Linked DNA regions of Mus musculus: region 2 is linked to region 1. The links are chromatin loops, found by intact Hi-C in ENCODE. Cell type or tissue: left cerebral cortex. All regions are shown on one strand. Links, peaks and the distances in the headings refer to the core of each region. The heading gives the core; the rest is flanking DNA.

Region 1 (7,276 bases), core at 1,396-6,395:
TCCTTGTCCCCATTCTCTGAGACTGGTCCTCACTTTGTAGCTACCGCTGGCCTGGAAGCTGCCATCCGGCTCAGGATGGCTCCACACACTCACCTTCCCCCCTCACGGCCTGAGTGATGTGTAGACAAAGCAGCACCAGCACTCTCACCACAATGGGCACTCGCAAAAAAAATAAACTAAACCTTACAGGCACACTCGGAGATCTCTCAATCTTCCCCTTTATTCTCTCTGGGTTTGGTGTTTATTGGAGCCATGTGTGTTTTGAATGCTTCCTCTACATAGGAAAGTCAGTAGCTGTGGGTTTATAGACTTCAAACTTTAAGCAGAACTGCACTGTCATTGGCATGTCAATTTGTACCTTGAACTTGTTGCAGAGACTGCTTTTGAGATGTATACAAGTGACAGCCTTGTTGGTTGTTACTATTTTGTAGTGTTCCGCTGACTGGGTCAATCAGTTATCCACACTTTTGAGGGACCTTGTCGTTCTTTTCCGTTTTAGGCTAGTATCGTTGCTGTCACGTGGGCTTTGACATGACCCTGTATGCATACATATGAGAGACTCCCGGATTGAGTGTCCAGGGTGGACTTGCTCCATAGTCTGTGCTTTCATCATGGTCTGCCCAGCTGACTTTTCACTGGCATTAGCAGTATGTGAGAATCTCTGCTGCTCAGCACCACTGACTACTATGGGCCTCCTAAAATGTTCCAAAATCAGGTAAGTAAGAAACAGTGTCTCATTGTTGTTTTGAGTGGCACTTCCTTGATTATTCATGAGACTGAGATTTTTCTTATTAACCTTCAGTTTTCATCTTCTGGGAATTACCATGTCATATCTGGTATTTTAAACTGCGGTATTACATTGCATCATTTATTATTATTTTACTGGCTAGTAACTTAAGTCCCTCTTGTGTCGTACATGCCTTCCCATCCTGGGCCTTGAATTTGACTCCTGTTTTGTGTATCCTATGTTATTTGTTTAAATACTTGCTCTTTATCCGGGTGGTCGGGTCCACTTCTCTTTTCCTTCATAATATGAACCTTATATGGCTTTTTTCACAAATGCCTTCAAGGCTAGGGGTATTGTTTGGTGGTCAAAACAAAACGAACCCCACTGGCCAGGCATGGTACACACCTGCAATCCCAGGATTCCTGAGGCTGAAGCTAGATGATCGTGAGTTCCAGGACAGCCTGAACTCAGCAAATTCAAAGAGTGCCTGGACTATAAAGAAAGACCGTGTTCAAAAGGAAAAAAGAAAGAGCAGGAACAGGGAAAGGGACGTTTTCAAGTGTTTAACACCCTTGACTAAGCAGTTTACCTCTTCCAGAGGATCTACCCCCATGTAAGTTCCCACAGCACACATCCCAGCTCTGTCCTCCCCCTACCCACTAGGAACAATACCATATTGTCTGACTACAAGCTATCTCAGAGGACTCCTAGCTCACTCACTTAAAAATGTGCATCTGAAGACATAGATCTATGTGTTGCAAGATAGGCCTGATGTGGACACACACAGGTGCCACTGTTACCATTTAAGACAGGTTGCAGGGCATGGGCAGATGTCAAATTATAAAGCCATGTAAAATGTAGCCCCTTCATTCAGAAACAATGTATTCTTCAATTGGTTTAAATGCTTTCTTAATGATTTTCAGTAAAGCTTTATGGCACCTTCTATAAAGGTTGTTTTAAAAGATTTATTCTGCATTCCTAATGATTTTTTGCTCTACTATAAGTTGTGCCTCTTGGCCAGTTAATGTATGTCTTTGACTGTTGGTGATAAAGGAAAAATGAAGAGTTGCGCTTCCATCCCCTCACCAGCTGCCTTTTTCTCAGAGTGCACCTGGTGTGAGTTTCTTCTCAGAGTGTACCTGGTGTGAGTTTCTTTGCAGCTTTCCCATCCACACCAACATTCTCTTTCATCTTACATTCTTATTTTGCTGTGGTGGTTGGGATTGGATAAAAATGAATATTTAATAGAAATGTTGATGGCCAGAAAACTGGCTCTGTCTGTGACTATAAGGAGAATAAATAAGAATTTTGTGAGAGTCTAAGTGTTTCCAAATATCATGAGTCTTGCTGTCTCCTGATTCAGAATGTATGGAGGGTTTGTTCTGGGCACAACGGCCATTCCAGTCATCTCCAAAATCACTATACATCAACTGTTATTTCCATTTTTCAGAGTGCCTATTGCTGGGCTACTGCACAAAAGGAATAAATAATAAATTATACATCGTATTAATTTTGGGCACAGTTGGCCAATTTCATATTATTCACAAAGGTCACACTGAACAGAACAAATGCACACAGAGGCATCAAGCAGACAAATCCAGAAGCAAAGGGGAAAACCTAATTCTAAAACTATTTTGCATTCAGGTCCGAAATTGGTTCCCTTAGAGGTCCTTACATTCTATTTGTTTGCAAAATTTAAAAAAGGGAGAGTTGGCAGCAGGGAGAGGTTGTTTATTAGTGCCAATAAGAACTCAGGGTTAGTTAGGAGCTGGGGTGGGAAGAGAGTTGGGGACGTCTTCACTTTCAGTGCCTTGAACCAATAAGATGCCAAGAAGAATCTGATCAGAGTAACTACCCAGCTCAAGGAAACCACTGTCATTGCTTTGTTAGAACCAATGGCACCTTCTAGAACAGTGGTTTCCAACCTTCCTGATGTTGTGACCCTTTAATCTAGTTGTTCATGTAGTGGTGACCCTCAATCATAAAATTATTTCGTTACTACTTCATAACTGTAATGTTGCTGGTGCTATGCATAGTATTGTAAATATGCAGGATACCTGATATGAGACCTCTATGAAAAGGTCTGGGGTGTGGGTGGGGGTAGGTGTGGGGGCAGGGTTGTGACCCCCAGGTTGAGAACCGATGTTCTAGACTATGCTACCAGAGAACATTTTTGTTGTTGTCTTCCTGTAAGAAAAAGCAAAGCAGTATTTGAAAGCGTTCTATTTGAAGAGTATGTCACAATGTAAATCATTTTTTAAAAATATGCACTTTGAAGGCATGCTATGTTTTAAAGACACTCCATTAGAAGAAGTAGAAAACGAAAGCAAAATTTTAAATCAAGTTTTTACTTTATCCACTGGTTCTCTTTAAAGAATTCCTTGTGGGTCACGCTGAGTCTTAATAAGTGGGACACTAAGTACTGCCTATGGATACCAGTAACAGAAAAACAATTGTGTTGACACAACAGGTTTTACAGATGGTATTTTCTAAGTTTTTTATTTGTTGAATGGACAACTTAGGATTTGTGGAGCTAGAGCTAGAGAAAGAGCTGATGAACTTCAAAACAGGCTTGGAATGCTTAACCGGTGTCCTTTCTAATGAACTGACTGCTAGTTCATTGACAACAGCAGATCTAAAAGGATTCTGCTCGCAGGCCTCCTGTGGCTGGAACACTCCAGCTGGCTAGCTCTGCAGAGATCTGGCCCCAAGAGGTCTCGCCGCTTTAAGCGTCCTAGGCCTTGGACACGCCCACCAGAAAGCCAAACACAAAGCGCGGTGTCTGCTGGAAGTTGTAGTTCCAGACCCTAGCAAGTCTTGACTCGTCCTCTCCTTCCATTTCATTGACTCTTAACAGACCACAGACTCTGAGACCGCTTCAGATTACGCATTGATCATTTCAAGGTATAAGATGAGAGGAATTTTCTTTAATCACCGGATCTGGGCGCTGCTGCTGCTGCTGCTTAGAAAGTATCTGGAAGGCGCGCATGCGCGTGAAGGTAGACAACACAGCCTCTGACTCCCCTAGAGCTGGGATGAAGGGGACTTAGGCCCTGTATATAGTAACAGTTTGTGATAGTGTGGTTTGCAGGTTGTGACGGAAACCGAGGAAGGCAGACGGTCACGTTAGGACCCCATCTGGACTTCTAGGACACTTCCACCTTCTAGTTGTTCCCAATTTGCAGAATTGCAGTTTTTTCCATATCCCTTCATCTCTTTATGGAAAGGCTTTCCCTGCGGCGTTGTGAAATCCTCAGCTCTTCAGCCAAGGCCTTTTAGCCTGCCTGGAATTCAAACTGTCTCTCCTTGCCAGCTTCAGGTCATTCCAGGCAGCAAAAGGCACGGGCTGTACAGGCGTTGCTACTGCTGCTCTTCCTCGTCTTGCAAAGCTGGAGCCAGCCAGATAGAAGCTTGGATACCTGAAGCTTAGAAAGTGTTTGGAAGGAACGCAAGCGATGCGCATACATGATAGATAAGTAAATGCATAGATTAGATGTCTTTAATTCTTAAAGGGCCTCTCATAGCTTTCCTGTGTTCTTTGAGGTGGCAATTGTTATGCAAAAGAGCGGGTGAGAATCTATGACTGTAGTCAGTGGCAGAACCGCCAAACTGAAAGTTGTAGGAGTTACAAATCTGCTTTTCCATCATATCAAAGTAGACAGAGCTAAAGGGGACCAAGGCTGCACCTGATGTTGACTGCCTTTCTGAATAGCCAGTCCAGACCACAGCCGCTCTTAAAGTAGTGAGCAATTGCCTTTCAGTGAGTGAATCTCCTTCCAGCAAATACAGAGGATGTTGCTTGGAGACATGCTTAAGACTGAGCAAACACGTTGTGCTGGACTCTGGAAAGAGAAGCATTAGATTTTAGCTAAGGGAGTGACCAGGTTATGCTCTAAAGTGCCCTTCATTTCTCAGAGAGAAGAGTGAGCCACACTGTCTGTGTATTTGCAATCTCCCATTCTGCAAATGTAGTGCTGTTATTCCTTGCATCAGCAATGCTAACACAAATGTCAAATAGGCATATAAGTGATGAAATCCCCTGGCCTTGTTGCCCATGTCTCTAACCTCAGCACTGGGAAGGCAGGCAAATAATAGATCTCTATGAGTTCTAAGTTAGCCTGCTCTATTATCATGAGTTCCAGGCCAGCCAGGGCCTCCTAGTGAGAATCCGTCTCAAACAACAACAAAAAACAAAGTGCAGGAATCCTCTATCTGCTCTTCAGGTTGCACCAGTGTGGGTCAGGAGAAGGAGAGATGAAAACAGAGGTGTAGATCATACAAAATCGAGGGGCAAGGCATACAGAGCTGCGTAGAAGAGGGTGTGCAGAAAAGCAGTATTTGTTATGAGGGGATCTCTGTTGAGCTTTTAATCAACTAATAAGAAGTTGTCACCCCAGAGCTCCCACATGAGTTCTGTCTGAGAGGAAAGGGGGCTGGTTATTTGATCTGCAGGTATGGGCACAAAATGCTCCTGTCTCCCTGGCGCTCACCTGGTGAAAGCAGACTGTACAGAGTCCCTGGCTCTCCTGAAATGTCTGTGGACCACTCTCTGTAAAAATGCCTTTTGAGTGCACTGCACATTCCTTTGGACCTCTTCTGCACTGGAACGTCTTGTTCCTTCGGGGATTTGATATTTGGGAACAGCCAGAAATCATTTGGCTGCACATTTGGAAGGCAAGGAAAACTATTGCACTACAGAACTGCTGCCGGTGAAATCTGGGAGGTGGTTTTGGGTGTGAACCAAAGGCAGGGTTTCTTACCTTGAAACATGGAAAATTTGAATATACCTTTTTTTTCTAGGGAGGAGGGGTAATGTTTTTAGCTGATACTACAGCCTCTCAACGAATCCCGATGATTCAAACAAGTTAATGATCATAAGGTCATTTCTCTGTGGGTTGTGGAGAGAAGTCATGTGTCAGGAGAGCAGAGGGCTGCTTACAGCTTCACCTATAATTTAATGTGTGGTCACAGTGGTTTCCAGAACTCCCAAAACATCACATGGGTTGAGTTGTACCTATAGTACTGAGTTGCTCTGCGTCTTTGTTAGGGTTTCTATTGCTGTGATGAGACACCATGACCAAAAATCAAGTAGGGAAAGAAAGGATTTACACTTCCGCATTGTAGTCCATGACTGAGGGAAGCCAGGACAGGAACTCGAAGAGGAGAGGAACTCGGAGGCAGGAGCTGATGCAGAGGCCATTGAGGGAGGCTCCTTACTCAGCCTGCTTTCTTATAGAACCCAGGGCCACCAGCCCAGAGTTGGCCCCACCCACCATGGGCTGAGCTCTCCCCCATTTATCACAAATTAAGAAACCTCCCTATAGGCTAACCTGAAGCCTGATGCTATGAAAACATTTTCCTGATTGAGGTTCCCTCCTCTTAGAAGACTTTAGCTTGTGCTGAGCTGACATAAAGCTATCTGGAACACTCTGTGATTCCATAAAATCCAAGCAGAGATATCTCAAGAAAAACAACAAAAGAAAACCCTTGATTTTGAAGACCAAACATTCCTTGTCCAAGCGGTTAATTCGGCCTGCTCAAATAACTCTCTTAAATGTCAGTCTTCTCTTGAATGACTTAGGACTAACGTGCCTGACCACAGACATCAGCATCCTGATATCAGAACTGGGAATCTCCAGACCTCAAGCGAGCCTATTCAGAGGGGGAAGGCAGAGGCTCCAACACCAGAGGGACTTATTCAGAATTGCTCCTTGTGCTCACAGATACGCCCAAAACGTTAGCACATAGAGTTGTTCCTTCAAGGCAAGGAATGCAATACTCGTCATCTGCCCAGAAGGCTGGGAGCAGGCGTGCATGTTCTAGCCTGGTCACCTTTGCACTATTTGTAGTGCACGTACACCATATCCCTCCCCCAGACCCTTAGCCTTGCTTTTCTTAGTCAATCGGTAGAACCTATATTGATGGAAGGTGTCACATGCAGTCAATCTATAAAACCTACTTTATGGAAGATGACACATGTATTTCACAAGGAGTTTCCATGTAGTCCTCTTTGATCTGTATTTAGCTTATTTTGTTCCTCAAAGAGATTTACATATGCCTAAAATAAATTACTTAGGGTCAGAATTCTGCAGTTTGAACCAATGACATGATATTTAGCAATGTTGAGTCAAGCTACCTCCTTGCCCTTTAGGGACTGGGAGCTCTTCAGACTCTGCAGGCCATGAAGGTTGTTGCAAAGACACCCCCTCATCTCCCCTGCACAGTTTGTTACAAAGGGGTAGGAAATAAGAGGGAGCCTTGAAGGGACCACAGAATGCTACTGGGGTCAGGAGCCACCAGCGGACGCAGTTAGCATAGACCTGCCTTGAGGGAAGGTTCTAAGCATGGGGGTGTAGCTTAACTCTAGAGCACTTGGCAAGGGGAGAGGATTTGGTCACCAGGGGTTAATCCAGGGTGGAGTGTGGTGCCAGAACTCAGGTAAGAGAACAGTTTGTCTAGGTGAGATTGAAGCCCACACAGCAGGATCTCAACGCAGGAACTAGAGTACAGGGTAACTTGAGACTAGCCCAGAAGCCATGCCTTCAGGAT
Region 2 (7,276 bases), core at 872-5,871, 67 kb after region 1:
ATTTATTGTTAATTATACATTTTGTTGTTGATAAGGGTCTTACTCTGTAGTCCAACCTGACTTGGAACTCACTATGTAGCCCAGAATGGCATTAAACTCAGAGCAATACTCTTACCTCAACCACCTGAGTGCTGAAATTACAGGTTTGAGACTCCATACGTGATTCTGGTTTGTTTGTTTGCTTGGTTGGTTGGTTGGTTGGTTGATTTGGTTTGGTTTTTGTTATTGCCGTTTTTTTTTTTGTTTGTTTGTTTGTTTTTTTTGTGGGGGGGGCGGGTTGTTTGTTTGGGTTTTGTGTTGGTTTGGTTTGGGTATGGGCTTTCACTGTTTAACCTAAGCTGGCCTTAAACCCATCTTCTGCCTACCTCAGCATCTCTAGTGTTAAGATAATAGATGTGCATCCCCATGTTCAGCCTTGGGTGTCTAGATTTTTAAAGAATACAATTATCCCAATGTTTTCAAAAAGAAGTAAGGAAGCAAAAAATAAGTATAATCAGGAACACTACTGTTTACTAATTATTTCAGCAAGAAACCCACTGCCATCTTGTCTTCACCTCCAGTATCACCCTTCTCTGGTATATCTTACCCAGGACTGTCCCCTCCTCCCCGGTTTCAGCCTTTATCCTTTCTCACCTCAGCTGCTGACAGGGTCACCTACTGGTCTCCTCATCATAGCTCCTGGAACTGCCTGGTTCTTCCTTCTCTAGAACATGAGCATCTTAGGGGCATGAATGTGATTTCAGGGCTCCCTGAGTTACTCCCGTCAGGCTAGTGGCTATAGCTTAGAGCAATAACAGGACAGGAAGCAGCTTGCTTTGCTCCAGCTTCCCTTGTAGAGGTCAGAGGACAACCATCTTCTATTTCCTTTGAGGCAGAGTCTCTCTGTTGTTTTTCTGCCGTGGATGCTGGCCCATGAAGTTCCAGGGATTCTCCCATCTCGGCCTCCCATCTCCCCATAGCAGTACTGGGACTACAGGCATTTACAGTACACATCTACCTCTTACATGAAGTCAGGAGATTTGAACTTGGGGCCTCACACCTGCCCAGCAAGAACTTCTACCCACTAAGTCATACCCTTAGCCCTCAATTTTGTCTTTTAAACCCTGAAGTTTATGAAGTTCATAAATTTTAGCAGCTGTCACCAAACTGCAACTCTCTTCATAGTCAACCACAGATTTTTTCCAGACTGGAGGGAAACAAGTTATTTGAGTGATGTGGGGAATTAATTATCTGGTAGCCAAGAATGAAGTACACGATCAGGTTAAATGAATCTGTTCATTTTAGTTCATACCATTAAGCTTTTGCTATTCAAAAATAAAGATGGTACATTTTGTTGATAAAGGTAGGGAGGTTGTATATATTTTTGTGCATTTAAATTGCAAAAAAAGAATGACTACTTTTAAAATAGAATATAGATGATAAGACAAACAAATCTGTTACATAACTTTAAGGAATCTAGTAAATTTTAATACTAAAACATTTGTTATTTGCAAAAGAACAGGAGGAAGAGGAAAAGCAACCTAGCAACAAGAAACATGACACAAATAGATTTTTGTTTTTCTAAAACTGCTGCAAGAATTCTCTCGATGCCAGATAGATTGGAGGGCAAGGGCAGAGTGTTCACACCCTGGGAGAGGAATCACAAGGCCAGGAGACTAGCCTTGAAGAGCAGCTCACTGATTAGGGAGCTACACGGGCTGCGAAAGGCAAGGCAGGTGACAGACTGGTGTGGGAGGTGAGTGCCAGTAAGCTGATGGACCATAAGCATCACAGGTGGCCTCAGGATAGGCTTGCAGCTGGCCCTCAACTGTGCAACAGGGGATGACATGGCTGTCTCCTGCGGATAGAGTACAGGAAGAGACACAGGCAGGTGTTGGGGGGCCAGTAGCACAGATCTCTCAAGTCCTTCTGAGCTGGCAGTGACTCGATGGGACAGTGACATGGTGTTTGCACCTCTCCCACCCTTGTCAGCTTCTTGATGGACAGCCGCCCCTGAGCTCTATGCCAGCTGCAGCTAGATGTGTACAGAACACTCCCTTACTGGACTGATGGCTGGTGGCTTGTGACCTCCCACAGAGAGTGAGACTGCAGCAGCAGCTGGGGCTTCAGCCAGATAGGACACAAATGGGAAAAAAACAAACAAAAAAACAAACAAACAAACAAGCAGGTAGAAACACTGAGGGATCGTGGAACCGCCAGATGCTGTGTGACTCCAGGCAATTCTTGTCCCTCTCTGATTCGAGATTGGGTATCCACAACTTTGGTAGGGAGATGAAAAGGGGAGAAACTGAACTTCAGTAAGGGGCTTTAAGGATTTCAGAGGATGCATGCAGAAATTACTCTCAAATAATAGAATCTCGTGTTGGGGAAAAGAAACTAGTATTTATGGTTGAAAGAAGCAAAATTCTTCATCTTCCCTTGACTCCTTTCAAGGAGGACCTGGAAGTCGCATGTGTGTTTTTCTGGGCAAGTTTTCTTCGACTTGGATTGATTCAGAGTATCGTTAGAGTGGGTAGTGGCCCTCAGTGGGAGAATGTGCTGTACCTCAATAATGTCAAGGTTAATATTTCACAAGTCGGGTCAAAGTCATCTGAAATGGGTCAATGTCACGTTTTACTGGACTATGTGGCCTTCAGAGACAAACAGTTATTGTTCAGACATTTGCCTTTTTCCAGTGGTTTTTAACCTTCCTAATGCTGCAACCCTTTAATACAGTTCCTTTGGCATTGTGGTAAGCATCAACCAGGATCTCTGATGTGCAGGGTCTCTGATTGCAGGATCTCTGATTGCAGGATCTCTGATGTGCAGGGTCTCTGATTGCAGGATCTCTGATTGCAGGATCTCTGATGTGCAGGATCTCTGATTGCAGGATATCTGATGTGCAGGATCTCTGATGTGCAGGATCTCTGATATGCAGGGTCTCTGATGTGCAGGATCTCTGACTGCAGGATATCATCTGAGATGCGACCCCTCTGAGGGTCTCAACCCACAGGGTAAGAACCGCTGCTTTAGATACTCCCGGCAAACAGGAAGCCGAGCTCACCTCTACATTTCACACGAGGGAAATGCTGCTCTTCTTAAAGGGATGTGAGGAGCCTCACAGGAAGAGTCCAGTAAGATGGTAAGATGTAAACACCGCCTCCTGAACCAGAATATGAGAGTAAAGAGTCATGACCATATCCATGTGGGGTAAAGTCCAGCACTTTCCTGCCACAGTGGTGGGAAAGACAGCCCGGGCCCTGGGTGCCTTCCCAGACCAGATTGTCTCTGCTCCTTTTCTCTGAAATCCCTTTCTTGTAGGCCCCACACATGCATGTAAACACACTTGTACATGTGTGTCTGCATGTGTGTACTACACACATACAAACACACACACACACACACACACACACACACACGCCCTCTGTGCATTGATATCTAGCTTCCAACCCAAAACCTGAGTGTGAGCTTCCCTCAGGAAATAGGCCAATACAACACCTGTCCTGGTACTGCGTGTGCTGGCACAGGAAACCAGGCTGTCAGCTGCCCCGACCAGGAGGGCTCCCAAAATGATATAAAGACAGTTCTAAAGGCACACGACAGTGACTTGCCCTCAAAGACATCTAGGTTCTAGGGCTCCTTATGGCCTTCACAAAGACCACCCATACCTGAAGAGGACACATTTCCAGGAATTTCTGGAATACAGTTCTTGAGGAGCCCCATAGAAGAGGCGATATGCTATAAAGCGCTGGGCAAAGGGAGCAGAAAGCAGCTCTCTGGTGTTTAGATTGCCCCCCTCTGTGAGAGGTCTTAGGCCTCCTCTCCCGTGCCTTGCTGCCGCCTGCTGTTCCCGATGCTAGTCAAGATCCAGCCACTGAAGACACAAGTGTGTCTGGAAGGCTGAACGGTGACCGGCAGTAACCCAGCTGCACATGATGGTGGCCAGCTGCCAAGTGGCGGCCTCACAAGCCTCTTAGCCCAGCAGCTCTCCAGCAAGCACTGCTCCTACACTGTCCCGAGAGAACGACGAGTGCAGGACCTTTACACGCAACCGGCCTCTAATGCCCACCCAAATGACAAGCCAAGTCCAAATAAGACTTCCTAAAAGACTCCAGGTCTTAAGCCAGATGGCACATCTTAACTAGAGGAAACACGCAAAGCTTATTCACCTCCTGGCTAAAGCCTCCATCCAAACAATAGCTCAGGAAGGCTGTTTAGCGTGCGTGATATCATTTTGTCTGTTACCAAAACCCACGGGAGAGTTCTGCCTACTCACACCCTGGGCACGCTGCTCAGCGTCTCTGCCTTCAGGATCTCCTTCTAAAGTGAACAAAAGCAGTAGACCTGTGTCACTTTCTAGCCGGGTGTCCTTGAACAATCTATTTAATTGCCTTCAATTTTCTCATTCATCAAGCAAGGTTAAGCATAGACCAACCTCATGGGACAGGTAGAAAAATTACGTGAGTTAATTCACGTCAAAGCACTTAGAGCAATGTCTGGCTTCCAGAAAGCAGAGGAGATGCCAGAAATGATAACTACTTCCACTGTTTCTAGTAATCTTGCAATTGTTAAGAGGATTAATGCAACAACAGCTGCCATTTTTTTTATTGCATATTGACCACAGTGTTCTCATGATGGGCTCAGTCTTTCACAGGAAGTACCTCACAGATAATATTAAGTACACATGAGTTACTGTCTAGCACATAGATAGCCACTATCATTCTTTCTCCCTCTCTTCCCCTTTCTACAGAACAGAAAACAACTCAAAGGCCCAGTGGCTCACTCAAGGCCATAGTGTTACAGGGTAAGGAGCACTTACATTTGAATCCTGGTGTTCTAGAGAACAGATTGCTCTGATACTGCAACCTTGCATTCTCTCTCTCTCTCTCTCTCTCTCTCTCTCTCTCTCTCTCTCTCTCAGCCTCCTCCTTCTGCCTGGCCCTGAGCATCTGGACCACAACAAACTGGCTTCCCTTCAAAGAATTTTCCAGGGACGCATCTGCTGCTCAGTTGCAATACCCCTGGGTCATCTGCCTGTAGCTGTTTTCAGTCTGTGCTGTGAAGGACTGAGCTTGCCTCCTTTTGGCCTTTCCCCGTCAGGATCCAGAAAGTCAGCTCCAGTAGAGATGGGTATAAGGGAACGGGGTTGGAGAGTCCACCCCCAGGAATAAACTAACCTTATATCCACGTGTGCCTTCTTCAGGAGCGATGAGCCTAGATGCTGGTTGCTCTCAGCTGGCCCCAGCTCCCGCCTTATCCTTACACCTGAATATCACTGTGCTGAGATTTTATGATGGGGTTTCCCCAGAATAGATCTGCAAATCCTTTCTGAGATGAGAAGATTCCGACTACAACTACAGCAGCCAGCTGAGGGGTGGCACAGGCCGAGCCTGCATGCTAGCTGTCAAAGAGTGAAGACAGGTAGTTTGAGCTGTGCGCAGTGACTTCCCTCTAGGGCACAGTTTCCTCCTCTGTAATGGTGAAATGTCAAGACTCATCTATCAGGGTCACTCTAGGGACCCAATGAGAGAACTGGTGTCTTAGTGCTGGGCCTACACGCAGGCACGAAAGCAGGAGAAGTGCCGGGTAGGCTCCAGCTCAAGTCCTAGAGCTGAGAACAGCCACATGACACGGAGCAATGTGAGAATCCAGGGACAAGAATAAGCCTTAGGTTGTCACTAAAGAATAGAAACATTTACCTAGTGCAGGTGGCACCAACTCAGAGGACATTTTTACAACGTCCTTACAACCCTCACTTACCACAGAAGACAGAGAAGCTGTGTGACAGCGCTGTAAGAGAGGCGTGGGAAGGTGTGAGCAAGGAGATGACAAGGACGAAATGAAGATGTCTGAACGTCCTGTGTCCAATGTTCATGGTGAAAGCTCATTCTTGTCGCAGCTGAGAAGGTTCCGGAGCAGTGACAGGCAAGTACCATCACAGGAGACAATGGGTACGTGTTCAGAATGTATACAAACTGTCTGCTAAACACGGACGTTATTAAAAGCCACTTAAACGTAGCTAGATTATATTAAAGTTCACCACTTCCTAAATATTTTAAAATTATTTTTACTTTATACTTATGAGTGTGTGAGCGTATGTGCTTCATGTGTGTGTGTGTGTGTGTGTGTGTGTGTGTGTATGTGTATGTGTGCAGTTGTCCACAGAGGGCCACAAGAAGGCATGGGATGCCCCTTTAACCACCGAGCTATCACTCCAGCCACCAGAGTGAGTCTTAATTCTTTCTGTCTATTTTGCTACCACTCGTACTTTTGAAGTTCCTTACACCTGTTCTATCAGCGTGATGGAGGTGTAGCCCCAGGGTGTGCTGCTGTGTTACAAGTCCACACTGGGTGCTATCACATCTGTAGAGTGTTTCTACCCTGTAATGGGAAAGCCTACAGTTCCTCATCTCCCCCTTGCCCTAGAAAGCTGCTTATTAAGTATTTACAAGAGCAGTGCTGACAAAGCCCCCACCCACACCCACACACACTGTAACAATGCTTCCAAAGGAGTTATACAAAGCATCAGGTTGTGCTGCTGAACCCCAAGACTGTATTCCCCGTGTTGCCCAAATTTCCCCACACAACTTTGCAGTGAGACTGCTTTGGAGCATCTCATGAGGGCTCAGGTCCCGAGCAGTGTTGAAAGAGCCCATGTCTATAGTGACTCGGGGAGTGCTGGGGTTGCATGGAGCGTGTTGCTGGAGGAAAATAACCAGGAAGAAACTAAAAACAGAATAAAAACTTCACAGTGCCCACCAAACGATTCTGTTCAACTAGTAGTTATTCCAAATGCATTATCGCAGTCAAAGCACTGGACAGAGGGAGAAGGAAGAACACACACAGTTTTATCTAGACATTTACAGCATGGGCCAGAGCTACAAGCTCTCCCCCTCATGTTGAGAGCAGCACTCACTAAGCTGGCAATTTCAATTGTGACTTCCCCAGGACCCCAACCCCTCTTCCTTTATTTTTCACAACTCTTGTCACCTTGTAACATGTATTATATAAATTATTAAATTCTATAAAATTATAATATAATTGACTTATTTTCCACAATTACTTATTGACTATTTTCCTTCTCCAGAGTGTAGTCTATGGGAGCAAAGTGTAAGATTTGTTTATTTCACTATCTAGAACAGTTCCTCTTACTCAATTATTTATGATATTTTTAAAGGAATTCTATCCAGTGCATGGCAAGAGAACAGTGGGTAGGAAGTGACCACAGGACTGCCTATAAATATGCTTTAAACTTAGTTAAGTTTCTATTGCCATGATAGAACACTAGCCAAAAGCA

The links. Hi-C counts contacts between places; a loop is a spot of excess contacts. Peaks named below come from ENCODE experiments on the same cell type or tissue, not always from the same donor. Only the 100,000 strongest peaks of a DNase experiment are listed, where the experiment ranks them.
Region 2: it touches region 1 in a loop (3-fold over the local background); 3 of 42 quality-filtered maps call a loop at or near these places.

The regions. Positions count from the first base shown.
Region 1 is chr4:53,192,688-53,199,963 of GRCm38, forward strand. No RefSeq gene overlaps it. Among named protein-coding and RNA genes, the nearest start is that of Lexis1, 22 kb to the right of the region's middle. In left cerebral cortex, for the core only: a CTCF peak has its summit at 3,371; DNase peaks (open chromatin) are centred at 3,534 and 3,686; H3K4me3 peaks cover 1,211 bases; H3K27ac peaks cover 1,904 bases.
Region 2 is chr4:53,260,093-53,267,368 of GRCm38, forward strand. Mexis (macrophage expressed LXRa(NR1H3)-dependent amplifier of Abca1 transcription lncRNA) reads right to left here. Exons shown (of 2, transcript NR_033139.1): 2 at 1,264-3,142. Among named protein-coding and RNA genes, the nearest start is that of Mexis, 6.5 kb to the right of the region's middle. In left cerebral cortex, for the core only: a CTCF peak has its summit at 3,835 (motif pointing left); DNase peaks (open chromatin) are centred at 3,922 and 5,763.